2 separate regions of the Homo sapiens genome follow, and region 2 is linked to region 1. Evidence: chromatin contacts called from ENCODE Hi-C or POLR2A ChIA-PET data. All regions are on one chromosome and are shown on one strand. Each heading gives the region's core, a stretch centred on a gene start or an enhancer-like site at or near the end of the contact. The rest is flanking DNA. Distances are from core to core; before and after follow the strand shown.

Region 1 (6,280 bases), core at 3,781-6,280:
ACCGTTCTTCCTGCAGCGAGAACGGGCCAGAGCCTGACAGCAGCAGCACACGGCCAGAGCCAGAGCCCAGCGGGGACCCCACGGGAGCAGGCAGCAGTGCTGCACCCACCATGTGGCTGGGAGCCCAGAACGGCTGGTAGGAAGGGCCCGGGGCAAGGTGGAGGGAGGGTCCTGGGTGAGCCCCTCGCCCATCGCCGCTTCCTTCCCTAGGCTCTATGTGCACTCGGCTGTGGCCAACTGGAAGAAGTGCCTGCACTCCATCAAGCTGAAGGATTCTGTGCTGAGCCTGGTGTGGGTGACCCCAGACCGAGGGCCGGGCGGCGCGGGGGAACGGGGCGGAGGGGGCTGGCACAGCCTGGCCCAAACCAGGCTCACCGCATTCCTGTTTCAGGCATGTCAAAGGCCGTGTGCTGGTGGCTCTGGCGGACGGGACCCTGGCCATCTTCCACCGTGGTGAAGGTGGGGCCTGGCAGCACGGGGTGTGTGGGTGGCAGCTGATGGCCCTGGCATTGTTTAGCCAAGGGGCTCCCGGGGTTCCAGGCCTCTCCTTAGTCTGGCAGTGGGTGTCTCAACCCGATGCCCTGAGCAGAGGTGGGGCCTGGCCAGGCCTGAGCAGGTGTCCGGGGCTCCCTCCAGATGGCCAGTGGGATCTGAGCAACTATCACCTAATGGACCTGGGCCACCCGCACCACTCCATCCGCTGCATGGCTGTTGTGTACGACCGCGTGTGGTGTGGCTACAAGAACAAGGTGCACGTCATCCAGCCCAAGACCATGCAGATAGAGGCGAGTGCCGGCCAGGGCCCCGGGGAGGGGAAGAGGCTCCTGCTGGCCAGCAGCTCTCCCGCATCTTCCATACGGAAGTCCACGAGGCCCTACGTGGGTCCCATCTCCCCTGTACCACCTATGACTCAGGCTCGAACAGGCGCAAAGCAGGCGCTGGCTGGGAGGTCTGAGGGGACTGCAGGTGGCCCTGGAGCTGTGGCAGGTTTGGGGCTCCCCACTTCCTCTCCTCTCCCCAGCCCTGTTGATGGGCAGCCATGACTCCACAGAAGTCATTTGACGCCCACCCGCGGCGGGAGAGCCAGGTGCGGCAGCTGGCGTGGATCGGCGATGGCGTATGGGTGTCCATCCGCCTGGACTCCACCCTGAGGCTCTACCATGCACACACGCACCAGCATCTACAGGACGTGGACATTGAGCCCTACGTCAGCAAGATGCTAGGTGAGGGGCCACGCCAGATGGGGTGGTGGGGTGCTCAAGGCCAGCCACCCTGACCGCTCTCCCCCACAGGCACTGGCAAGCTGGGTTTCTCCTTCGTACGCATCACGGCCCTGCTTGTCGCGGGCAGCCGGCTCTGGGTGGGCACCGGCAACGGAGTGGTCATCTCCATCCCCCTGACAGAGAGTGAGTGGCCTGCACACCTGCAGGGGCAGTGGTGCTGCCAGAGGTGTACGTGGGTTCACGGGGTGGCTCTGCAGGGCCACCTTGGAGGGTGCCTTGCTGCCCCTACGCTGACCGCTCTCCTCTTCTCCCATGCTCCTCCCATGTCCCCAGCTGTGGTCCTGCACCGAGGCCAGCTCCTGGGGCTCCGAGGTAAGCCCAGCCACCTCGTGTCCCCTCACGGGAGCCTCTCCCACTCTCCACCTGTATGCGGGCTCAGCGCCTCTGGGTTCTCTCCCTGCAGCCAATAAGACATCCCCCACCTCTGGGGAGGGCGCCCGTCCCGGGGGCATCATCCACGTGTATGGCGATGACAGCAGTGACAGGGCGGCCAGCAGCTTCATCCCCTACTGCTCCATGGCCCAGGCCCAGCTATGCTTCCATGGGCACCGCGATGCCGTGAAGTTCTTTGTCTCGGTGCCAGGTGAGGCTGGGCCCCTCCTGCCATCCACATCCCCTGCATGCCAGTGGCCGCCGCCTCCCCCAGGAGGCCGCTGTCCTGAATCGCTTCTGCCATCCCAGGGAACGTGCTGGCCACCCTGAATGGGAGTGTGCTGGACAGCCCAGCCGAGGGCCCTGGGCCAGCTGCCCCTGCCTCGGAGGTCGAGGGCCAGAAGCTGCGGAACGTGCTGGTGCTGAGCGGCGGGGAGGGCTACATCGACTTCCGCATTGGTGAGCGGGGCCCAGGGACAGGGCTGAGGTTGGGCGCGGGGGGAGCCTGGCCGTCACTCTGCTGCTTTGCCCGCAGGAGACGGAGAGGACGACGAGACGGAGGAGGGCGCAGGGGACATGAGCCAGGTGAAGCCCGTGCTGTCCAAGGCAGAGCGCAGTCACATCATCGTGTGGCAGGTGTCCTACACCCCCGAGTGAAGCTGCTGCCCTGCCTGGCCCGACCTGTACATAGGACCCCCGACCACCTGACCCCCGCCCGGCCCGCGGGGTAGCCAGCCAGGCGCCGCCGCCCCTCTTCTAACCTCTCAACCTGCAGCTTTCACCTGAGTCTGGCCCCTCCAGCGGGCAGGGAGTGCGGGGATGCGGATCAGCTGGGAGGAGGAGGGGAGGGGAACTTCCACCCGAGGGGAAGATGCTCTCGGGACAGTTTCCCGGGCAGCTCCTGGCCAGCTTCCAGCCCAGAGTCCTCAAGTCCAGGGCACCTTGGGCCCAGCGCAGGCAGAATCCGAGGTGGTCCTGGCTCTACCCTGGGCCTCCTACTCCCCAGCACCCCTGGAGGAGGCAGGGGCTCCCCGCCGCCGAGGCTGCCTGCCCTGGGCCCACCTCTGCATGCTGCTCATGGGGCCACCCTGCCTCCTGGGCCCTCACTCTGCCTAGGGGAGCTGGGCCAGGCACTAGCCTTTGCCCAGGGAGGTGGGCCTCAGGCTGCCCAGGTGCCTGCACCCCAGCCGGCCTTCTCTGGGGCCTCCCCGTCGTCAAGCCTCTATCCTGTCTGTCCCCACCCCAGCTGTCCCCTGCCCAGGGAGCTGGCATAAAAGCACGAGGCCCGGCTCCCTGGGGCAGCTGCTTGAGAACAGAGACTGCTACCCCATCCTGCCCATGCAGGCAGGCTCTTGCCAGCCCCGTTCTGACCCGTGTCCCCCCAGGCTCTGCCTGGGCAGAAGACTCACCTTGGAGGAGTGGGCCCTGGAGTCCTGTCCCTCCCAGAAGCCCCCAGGGTGGGATTTCTCAGGCTGCCAGGGCAGGCCCAGGCCTCAGGAAGAAGGGGAGGCCCCTGGCCTCTCCGGGATCAGTCCTAGGACACAGGCTCAGCCTCAGGTTGATGGGGGATGATGTGCTCCCGGGGCCTGCCTCCTGCACGGGGCTCCACGGAGCCCAGCTCCCAGACACGCTACTAAGTGCCTAGGGTTGCCCGCTGTGGCCTGCTTCCAGGGAGCAACAGAGAGGCCACCAAGCAGAGGCCCGTGGGGCTGAGGATGGAGCCGCCCCCAGCCGACTCCAAGCCCGCAGAGGGCAGACGCCACCCTGGACTGCTCTCCCTGCCCAGCTGGGCCTCTCTGGCCTATTCCTACCTTCCAGGCCCACTGCACTCCTGTCTGGGAGGCCCTTATGAGGGCAGCCCAGCCCCCGCACCCACCCCCAACCAGAGAAGCACAGATCTTGGGGAGCTGCCCCACAAGCCCCGCTGGCCACCGAGGGCTGCAGCCGCTGCGCTGCCGGCTTCTCCCCACCACCCTGCCACCTCCACTGTGATGTATGTCCGCTCCCTCGTCTGTTCCCCCAGGATCTCGAAGTGACTCCGGGCTGAGCAGTGGGGCGGCTGGGGGAGGGGTGACGATTCTCCTCAGGCTTTGGCCCTGCAAGCAAACCCACATATCTGCTCTGTATGTAATAAATGTCTTAACGTCGTAGCTGCCTGTTCCTGGGCCCAAATCGAAACGAAAACGAGGACTTTATTATAAAAAAACGTTGGACCACGTTGGGCTGGGCACCAGGACAGTGTCCTGGCACGTTTCCAGGCGAGCCGCGCAGGCTCCTGGAGCAGCTCCTCGGGCAGGAAACCCTGTACGCCAGGGATTGGAGAGGCCTGCGCCACCCTCCATGCAACGTCCAGACAGGTGGATGTTCAGCAGCCCGTCCAAAGGGATGCTCCAAGCGCTGTGGGGTGGGGCCAGAAGCCCGCCCACCTGGGCCCTGGAGGAGGCTGGAGTGTGAGAGCCTCTGTGACGCGCATCTGCCGGGCTACTCATACAGCCAGTGCCCAGCGCTGTCCTCCCAGCAGAGGAGCTCGTCTGCGCGGAACCAGAGAGCGATCTCGCGGCGGGCACTCTCCACCGAGTCGCTGCCGTGAATCAGGTTCCTGCGCGGAAGAGGCGCGTGTGAGCGTGGGAAAGAGACCTCCGGCACGGGTACCACGCAGGCTGAACAGGGGGAGGCCGGACGGGGCTGGGACCGTCCCCGGGGCGGGCCTTACTTGCCAACCTCGATGCAGAAATCCCCGCGGATGGTGCCGGGCGGGGCGTCGGCCGGGTTCGTGGCTCCGATGAGCGCCCGCGAGGTGCGCACCACGTCCAGCCCCTGCCATACCTGTGCGGAGGAACGGGCGCGGTATCACGCGGGGGTGGGGGTCCCGGAGCCGCCCGCCCGCTTCCCGGATACTCACCATGGCCACCACCGGCCCGGAGGCCATATACTTGACAAGGCGGCCGTAGAACGGGCGTTCACGCAGCTCGGCGTAGTGCTCACGCAGCAGCTCCTCGGAGGCCTGCGGAAGGGTCAGGCCGCCTGCGCCCGCACCCGGCACCTAGGCGTCCCCAGGTCCCCGCTCCCCTTCCCCCCACACCGCGCCCCCGCTCGCTCACCGCGCCCCCACCTGCACCAGCTTCAGCGCCACCAACTTGAAGCCCTTCCTCTCGAAGCGCCGCACAATCTCGCCCACCAGCCGCCGCTGCACGCCGTCCGGCTTCACGGCCAGGAAGGTGCGTTCGTGTGCGCCGGTGCAGGCTGCGGGGCAGGCGGGGACGGGCCGTCAGGCCGGCCCAGCACCGGCCACCCGCCCCCGGCCCGCGCCGCGCGGCTCACCCGCGGGGAAGAGGTTAGCGAAGATGGTCAGCACCAGGCAGATCATGATGGCGGTGCGGGAGCGGGATCCGCGGGGCGGGGCGGTGGCGCCCGGGGCGGGGCCTGCGCTTAAAGAGGCCTGGTCGGGGCGCTGCGGCCTCCGCGGGGAGGCTGCTTCACTTGCACCCCGGAACCCGGCAGCCGTGGGGGGCCGGAGGGCAGCTGCGGAGGCCAAGTCTCCTCCAGCAGCTCGGACACTAACTGTATCCCCCACAACCCGCCCAGGTGGTTCCACCCACGCGGCGCCCTGCTCCGCACCGCCCGAACCCCGCCCCCCCCGCGCCCCCCCGGCCAGGGCCACGACCACAGCGTCAGCCCTTCTCTCCCCGGTCCTAAAGACAGAGCGCAAAGACACCACGACCCTGGGTACTTCTTTTCTCTTTATTCCCTTTCATAGCTTCTGCCGGGATCCAGGCAGAGAGAGCACTAATGGGGGAAAGGGAGCGAGCGCTTCCCGCTTTCCCCAGCGTGGGCCCTCGGAGTTGGGTGTGGGGGCAGCAGGGCCAGAGGAAAGGCACAGGTGGCGATTTGCCCCAGCCCTCCCCCCTAAGATGCAGACCCTCAGAACACGTCGCGGAAGGTGAGCTCCCTGCTCCGAGAGGCAGACTCGGGTGTAACGCAAAGACGGTTTCTTTCATCAATAAGGTCCCCACTGCCTCACAGCCCCTAAGGCCACCCGCTGGTTCTGGCATTCTAGACGGGGGTGCCCTTGGCCCTTCCTTTGTCTTCCTGTTTTGCAGGGTAATCCCAGGGTTCCATGCGTATCCTCTGCACATTCAGCATGGGCTCCTCGGTGCTTGTGTCTCCATTTTTCTGTCGTTCTGCGATAATCATGGCCCGGAGGAGAGGCGGGTACGGCACGGAGGCCAGGCTGTCTTCCGGCGCCGGCGTGAACGCGGTGAAGGCCTCCTCCTCGTGCTTGGGCACCAGCCGCCAGTCATGGTACATGACGTGTTCGATCTCCCGCGCCTCGCTCTCAGTCTTCCCTGATGAAGAAAAAGAGGCGTCTGCACACACTTGCTGTGCCGTCGGCGGTCGGCATCGAACTGCCGGGCACCCGCTCTCCCGAGCCTTACCTTTGAAGGTCAGGATGCCCCAGGCCTTCCCGTGGTCCAAGTTCTGCAAAGCCAGAAGGAAGCGGGGTCAGCTCGCAAAGCTCTCGGCCCCCGAGGTCAGGAGGTGGGAGCCTCAGCCACGCAAACCTGCAGGGAGGAGGGGAGGCGGGGAGACCAGGCGGCTGCAGGGGCGGGGTGCGGACGGGGTGC
Region 2 (6,280 bases), core at 3,781-6,280, 550 kb before region 1:
CCACATCACCAGCTCCGCCTGCCCCTGGCAGCCCACAGCCGAGCCCCATGGCCCCGAAGCCTCTCCGGTGGCCGGCGGCGAGCGGGACCTGCGCAGGCTCTACAGCGTGGATGCTCAGGGCTTCCTGGACAAGCCGGGCCGGGCAGACGAGCAGTGGCGGCCCTCGGCGGAGCTGGGCAGCGGGGAGCCTGGGGAGGCGAAGGCCTGGGGCCCTGAGGCCGAGCCCGCTCTGGGTGCGCGCAGAAAGAAGAAGATGAGCCCCCCCTGCATCTCGGTGGAACCCCCTGCGGAGGACGAGGGCTCTGCGCGGCCCTCCGCGGCAGAGGGCGGCAGCACCACACTGAGGCGCAGGACCCCGTCCTGTGAGGCCACGCCTCACAGGGACTCCCTGGAGCCCACAGAGGGCTCAGGCGCCGGGGGGGACCCTGCAGCCAAGGGGGAGCGCTGGGGCCAGGCCTCCTGCCGGGCTGAGCACCTGACCGTCCCCAGCTTTGCCTTTGAGCCGCTGGACCTCGGGGTCCCCAGTGGAGACCCTTTCTTGGACGGTAGCCACAGTGTGACCCCAGAATCCAGAGCTTCCTCTTCAGGGGCCATAGTGCCCCTGGAACCCCCAGAATCAGAGCCTCCCATGCCCGTCGGTGACCCCCCAGAGAAGAGGCGGGGGCTGTACCTCACAGTCCCCCAGTGTCCTCTGGAGAAACCAGGGTCCCCCTCAGCCACCCCTGCCCCAGGGGGTGGTGCAGATGACCCCGTGTAGCTCGGGGCTTGGTGCCGCCCACGGCTTTGGCCCTGGGGTCTGGGGGCCCCGCTGGGGTGGAGGCCCAGGCAGAACCCTGCATGGACCCTGACTTGGGTCCCGTCGTGAGCAGAAAGGCCCGGGGAGGATGACGGCCCAGGCCCTGGTTCTCTGCCCAGCGAAGCAGGAGTAGCTGCCGGGCCCCACGAGCCTCCGTCCGTTCTGGTTCGGGTTTCTCCGAGTTTTGCTACCAGCCGAGGCTGTGCGGGCAACTGGGTCAGCCTCCCGTCAGGAGAGAAGCCGCGTCTGTGGGACGAAGACCGGGCACCCGCCAGAGAGGGGAAGGTACCAGGTTGCGTCCTTTCAGGCCCCGCGTTGTTACAGGACACTCGCTGGGGGCCCTGTGCCCTTGCCGGCGGCAGGTTGCAGCCACCGCGGCCCAATGTCACCTTCACTCACAGTCTGAGTTCTTGTCCGCCTGTCACGCCCTCACCACCCTCCCCTTCCAGCCACCACCCTTTCCGTTCCGCTCGGGCCTTCCCAGAAGCGTCCTGTGACTCTGGGAGAGGTGACACCTCACTAAGGGGCCGACCCCATGGAGTAACGCGCCCGGCCCCGATGCGAATCAGGCCTCCCCTACATCTGGGGGCGTTGGCCGCGAGATTCCCATTGACACCTTTGTTTCGTGTGCTTTTAAATTCAGGTTAAATGTTGCAATAATCTGATGCAGAAGACTCAGCTTCTCAAGGGAGAGGGAGGGGGCGGAGCGGAATAAATAGTAACTTATTTAAGAAATGCACTTGGATTCCTGCCATCAGTCAGGGGCGGGGAAGGGAGTACCATCCGCAGATGGGTGCAGCAGGCACTTGGCCAGCAGGACACAGGAGACTAGCAGAAGGAAGAGGCCGGGGAGGAAGAAGCCAGCCAGGAGGGGGAGCCTGGGGTACCCAGACTCTGAGCCCCCTGATGCTGTGATGTGGCGGCGGATCCAGTTCACGTAGGCAGGGACACGAGTGTAGACTCCCGGCCTGTTGGGGCGGCCGCAGCCCTCACCCCAGCTCACAGTGCCAGCCTGCACCCAGGCACCGTTCACCTGGCAGACCAGAGGCCCCCCGGAGTCGTCCTGAGGACAGAGAAGGCGAGCATTGGGAGCCGAGAAGATGGGGAGCCCCTCCCTGGGCTTCAGCCGCCCCCATCCTCTGTCACGGCCTGGCAGGCTCACCTGGCAGGCATCCCCGGGGCCCCGGGCACACAGCATGTCGGGCTGAAGGATGCTGCCCCCGGGGCCGGGATAGTCCCGGCGGCAGGTCTCTGTGTCCACCACGGAGACTTTCACCTCCCGCAGGCTGTACGGGGGTGGCAGAGGCTCTGGGGTGGGGGGAACAGGCTTCAGAGAAGGTTGGGGCACCAGGCCCTGCACTGGGGGGATGGGAGACCTTGCCAGACACAAGTCCCATGCCACCACGACCCTCGTCACGGCACGTGGGTTGTGATCTGACGTTTGGCTGCTGCTTTGGATCCACACGACAGGCTTTGAAAAGGGACAGCCGATAGGGGCGGCCTTGGCTGGGTGTGGAAGCCACCAGGAGCAGGTGGTAGCATCAGCATCCCTCAAGCCAGCTCTCTTCCTGCCGCCCTTGCCTTCCTCCATCCCAGCATCCCCACGGGGGCTCCTCACCTCCCTCCCGCGTATAGCCCCAGCCGGTCACCCAGCACCGGATCCCAGGGCAGAAGTCATCTGAGGCCTCCGGGAGGCAGACGGGCAGGATCCGGCTGGAGAGGGTCACGGGGACACTGAGCTCCACCAGGGCGATGTCCCCGCTGGTCCCCGGCTGTCCTGAGGGGCTGGAGTGCAGGATGATCTGCCTCACGGTGGAGAAGTGGGGAGACAGAGTGATCTCCAGTTCCCCCAGGTGCACCTGGTAGTCGGATGAGTTCAGGGACCTGGGAGGGAAGGTGGCTGGGTGAGAGGGGCCAGCTGCGGAGGCTGGAGGTCAGTGTCGGCCCCGCCCAGACCCTACCCTTGCAGGCATCCGAAGCCCAGCTCTTCCCTCCTAGGCTTGGGACGCAGAAAGCCTGGGCAGTGGCCTCACCCTGCAGGGCCCAAGGACCACGGCAGCACCTTGGGGTTCCTGCCAGCCCCTGGAAAAGCCAGCAGCATGCCCGACACCAGCAGGGGCTGGTCAGGAGGCAGATTGCAAGCTCAGCTCCACGTGAAGAGACCGAGGGGAGGGAAGGAGGGAGGGAGCTGTCCATCCCTAGAGGTGAGCAAAGAGCTGCAGAACCTCACAGAAGGTGGGCAACCAGCTCCTCCCTTTCCATTGGAAGGAAGTAGGCTCAGAGTTCCCAAGCCTCGGAGTGAGTCAAGACCAAGTGGAGGCCTCTGCGCTGGCGCATGCCCCACTGGGGCCTGGACATTGAGACTGCCCCTGCCCACCCGGACACTCACCCGGAGAAGCAGTGGGCAGCTGTGAGCACCCACTGGGGGCTGAGCAGTGACCCGCCGCACACGTGCACCCTCCGCAGGCGGAGGCTGGCCTGCCATGGCCATGCGCCGGCCGGGGCAGCGTGACCCCCCACGATCCGGCCGCCTGCATCCGAAACCTGCGGCCGGCCACACCCTAAGTCGAAGGAGGAAGGGGTGCCTGGTGGGGATCCCAAGAAACCCACTGCACTTCCTCCATGAAGCCTTCCCTGACCACACCTCCCTGCCTTCTTGGGGACTTTGCTCTTCAGCTCTCTCGTCTGCCAGACTCTCCCCAGAAGCATCGTGGGTGCAGCAGAAATGACGTCTCAGGAGCAGTGAGCGCGCCTGGGGCTCAGGTCGTCCTTTCTAAGCACCATGCTCCACAAACTAACCAGGGCTCCCGGAGGCGGTGGAAAGGCTGCAGAGGGCCCCTAGGCGGCTAGAAAGGGGCTCAGAACGGTGGAGCCCCCGAGAAGGCCCGGGGTGCTGGGGGTGGCTGCCTAGTGGGCCCCGGTTTTCCTTCAGGGGTGGTGGAGATATTCGAAGCTGGATAAAATTCGGGGGGCGGGGGGCAGACAGCACTGTCCAAGGTGCTCGGGGCCTCTGAATTGGACGCTTGATAATGTAACTTTATCTTCTGTAAACTTCACCTCAGTAAGTTAAGAAGAAATTAAGAGGAAGTCAGCTGGAGACCCACTGGCCACACCTGGGTCTGCCTGAGCTGGATAATTGTGCTGGTGATGGAGTGTGGCCACTGGGCTGAATGGAAGGGAAGCTGGGATGTAGACAGACAGAGATGTTTATAGATAGGCAGCGGGTGTGGGGTGGGGCACCGGCTCTCCCACACGGCAAAGCCCCCAGCTGGTTCCAGGGCCACGGTGGGGACGCTGTGGGGAGAAAGTTCGAGGAGGGCCAGGTTGTTTCATGGCCTCAGAGCATCTCCCAAGGTACAGACTGACTACAGTGGTGGTGGGGGAGACAGCCCTGCAGCACACCCCGACCAGCCCCACTCAACCGAGAGATGCGAGCAGAAACCACGGCGACAAACTATGACCTCCCCGGGCCCCCATTGGGACCCCAGGGAAGGAGAGGGTCACCGAGGCCCTCCTGCCAGGCCTTGCCTGCACCCTCCCCCACACCCCACACCTGTCAGAGACGTACCTGGCTGCAAAGTCCTGAGGGACACACCTGTGGGAAAGACGAAGGGCCCAGGATGGAGGGGGCTGCCAAGGAGAGGGGTGTGCGGGCTCCAGAGGCCCCTGCCAGGCCTCAGGGCGGCACTGGGGTGGGGCCTGGTCCTGAGCAGAGGGGCCCGGCCTGGTGAGGCTGGGTCAACTGCTGTCTCACTGGCCCAGGGCTGGGTGGGACAAGCCACAGGCCATAAACGGCAGCTGGAGGCCGGGAGCTTGGCCTCAGGCCTGGGCCTCCTCCCCGCCCTCCAGGTCCTGCTCAGGAAAGAAATCACCAGTGTTCTAGGGCCTGGGACTCCTGGCACCCCCAACTCCCACCCGCACCCCCAACTACCACCCGCCCTGCCAACTCCTGCACCCCCAACTCCCACCCGCACATCCCTCCTGCCTCTCCCCAGCACGGACAGCTGGGCCTCCAGCCAGGGGTGCAGTCTCTTCAGAGGAGACACGGGGCCCCACAGGGTGGGGACTCAGCATGTTTCTCCGTCTCAGACCAGCCCCCAGTTTCACCCCCATCAGGGGTCCAGGCAGGAAGCAGATGCCCCCCCATCCCCACACCCAGGCCAGGTCACCCACCGGGCACAGCCAGGAGCAGCAGGAGGCCACAGGCCCCAAGGGCCATGGTGTCTGCCCACTGTAGGGAGAAGGAGGGCCAGCCTGACCCTTGGACCTGCTGGGCGTGGGGGATAGGGGTGGCCACACACCTGCTGTCAGGCAGGGCGGGAGGACGGAGGAGGAGGCCGGAGCTCCACAGACGGCCCCACCTGTTCCTTCTGCACCTCAGAGAAGGGTCGTCACCTCCATTTATCCCTGTGTGGACGCCACAGCCCTGGCACCAAGTGGCCGGCTCCGTCAAGGGAAAGCGGGGAAGGACAGAAGGCAAAAGTACTTCTCACCTTGTCTCTGCTCCGGGGCCAGGGCTGAGGGAGGGGTGAGTGTTCCTCTGAGTGCCGCCCCCTCCAAAAATTACTCCCTGGTTCCCTCGGGGCACGCCACCCCCTCTCCTTCATCCTCTGGGAGCCCAGTCCTGGGGGTTCTTCAGGAGGGTCCCAACTCAAGGCCCAGCAGCCCTTTGGAGACAGCTCAGGCCCTCGTGACAACCACTCTTTGAGAAGTCCCTGTCCCCACGTCCGGCAGCAGGTCCTGTGCTCGTGCGGCAGATCAGATGGGCACCACTTCACGGCCCAGCCTGGGTTGGCCCTTCCTAACCGTCCTGGCTGCCCCAGCCTGATGACTCAGCTGATTAGGGGCCCTGGGCAGCGCCCGGGACTTTCCTGCCGCCCTCCCCAGATCCAAATCACAGGCCAGGCTGGAGGGTCCAGCTGAGACCTTCTAGGTCAGGGATCCCCTCTTTGATGTGGGGAAACTCAGCCACGGGTTGGGGGGAGTTGCCTGACCACCCACCAGGATGTGGCCTCCCAGGCACAGACGTGGCCGCCTGCACGCCAGCACGTGGGGTAGCCAAGGCTCAGAACTGGAGGTTCAGTGTTTTTCCTGGTGACCAATAAGGACAACACCAGCATGCGGGGCCAGCAGTGCACCCACGGCCGGGCACCCTCCTCCCTCACGGCAGCCGCACACCTGGAGGGGGCGCCTCAGGGGAGGCAGGACAGTCCCACCCCACACAAGGGAGCGGGGTCTGAGCCACGAGTCCCCGGCCCAGGGTGCCCCTAACAGGGCGATGTCACCCAGTGGGGAGGGAGCCTGAGGGGCAGGGTCTTCATGGAACCAGGTCCTCTAGTCCTGACCTCTAGGGCTGTCCCCAGGTCCCCACAGGTGGGGACTTCAGGGCCCTCACCTGTCCCAACTCAATTCACCTGCAGCACTGGGGACCCCGTCTTTCTGCCTGTGCCCCAGCACGCCACTCCCCGCAGAGTGCTCCACACG

Evidence for each region. Hi-C counts contacts between places; a loop is a spot of excess contacts on that map. ChIA-PET counts read pairs that join two places held with the same protein, here RNA polymerase II (POLR2A). Pooled maps may share reads with other maps.
Region 2: a loop to region 1 is called in a pooled map of ovary, with 2.1 times the contacts of the local background. The contact joins the promoter of TPSG1 here to the promoter of NME3 in region 1. A Hi-C loop is called at or near these places in 1 of 168 maps with a recorded cell type or tissue (prostate gland) and 2 of 50 pooled maps. POLR2A ChIA-PET finds 5 or more read pairs at or near these places in 1 of 52 experiments (activated CD4-positive, alpha-beta T cell).

What each region holds. Positions count from the first base shown.
Region 1 is chr16:1,766,513-1,772,792 of GRCh38, forward strand. NME3 (NME/NM23 nucleoside diphosphate kinase 3) reads right to left here and starts at 5,031. Exons shown (of 5, transcript NM_002513.3): 1 at 4,977-5,031; 2 at 4,768-4,898; 3 at 4,558-4,659; 4 at 4,369-4,481; 5 at 3,808-4,254. The coding sequence starts at 5,022. The coding sequence ends at 4,137. MAPK8IP3 (mitogen-activated protein kinase 8 interacting protein 3) reads left to right here. Exons shown (of 32, transcript NM_001318852.2): 23 at 17-136; 24 at 211-291; 25 at 392-459; 26 at 637-785; 27 at 1,052-1,223; 28 at 1,293-1,406; 29 at 1,557-1,595; 30 at 1,687-1,866; 31 at 1,965-2,114; 32 at 2,191-3,839. The coding sequence ends at 2,312. MRPS34 (mitochondrial ribosomal protein S34) reads right to left here. Exons shown (of 3, transcript NM_023936.2): 2 at 6,092-6,134; 3 at 5,383-6,001. The coding sequence ends at 5,709. RefSeq lists enhancers at 2,107-2,156, 5,667-5,756 and silencers at 4,267-4,466, 4,777-5,366, 6,237-6,280.
Region 2 is chr16:1,220,238-1,226,517 of GRCh38, forward strand. It overlaps TPSG1 (tryptase gamma 1), which reads right to left and starts at 5,031. Exons shown (of 6, transcript NM_012467.4): 1 at 4,970-5,031; 2 at 4,365-4,391; 3 at 3,186-3,357; 4 at 2,415-2,680; 5 at 1,959-2,104; 6 at 1,414-1,859. The coding sequence starts at 5,015. The coding sequence ends at 1,551. It overlaps LOC124903621, which reads left to right and starts at 5,014. Exons shown (of 2, transcript XM_047434997.1): 1 at 5,014-5,324; 2 at 6,217-6,280. The coding sequence starts at 5,014. It overlaps CACNA1H (calcium voltage-gated channel subunit alpha1 H), which reads left to right. Exons shown (of 35, transcript NM_021098.3): 35 at 1-1,531. The coding sequence ends at 757. RefSeq lists a silencer at 3,883-4,069.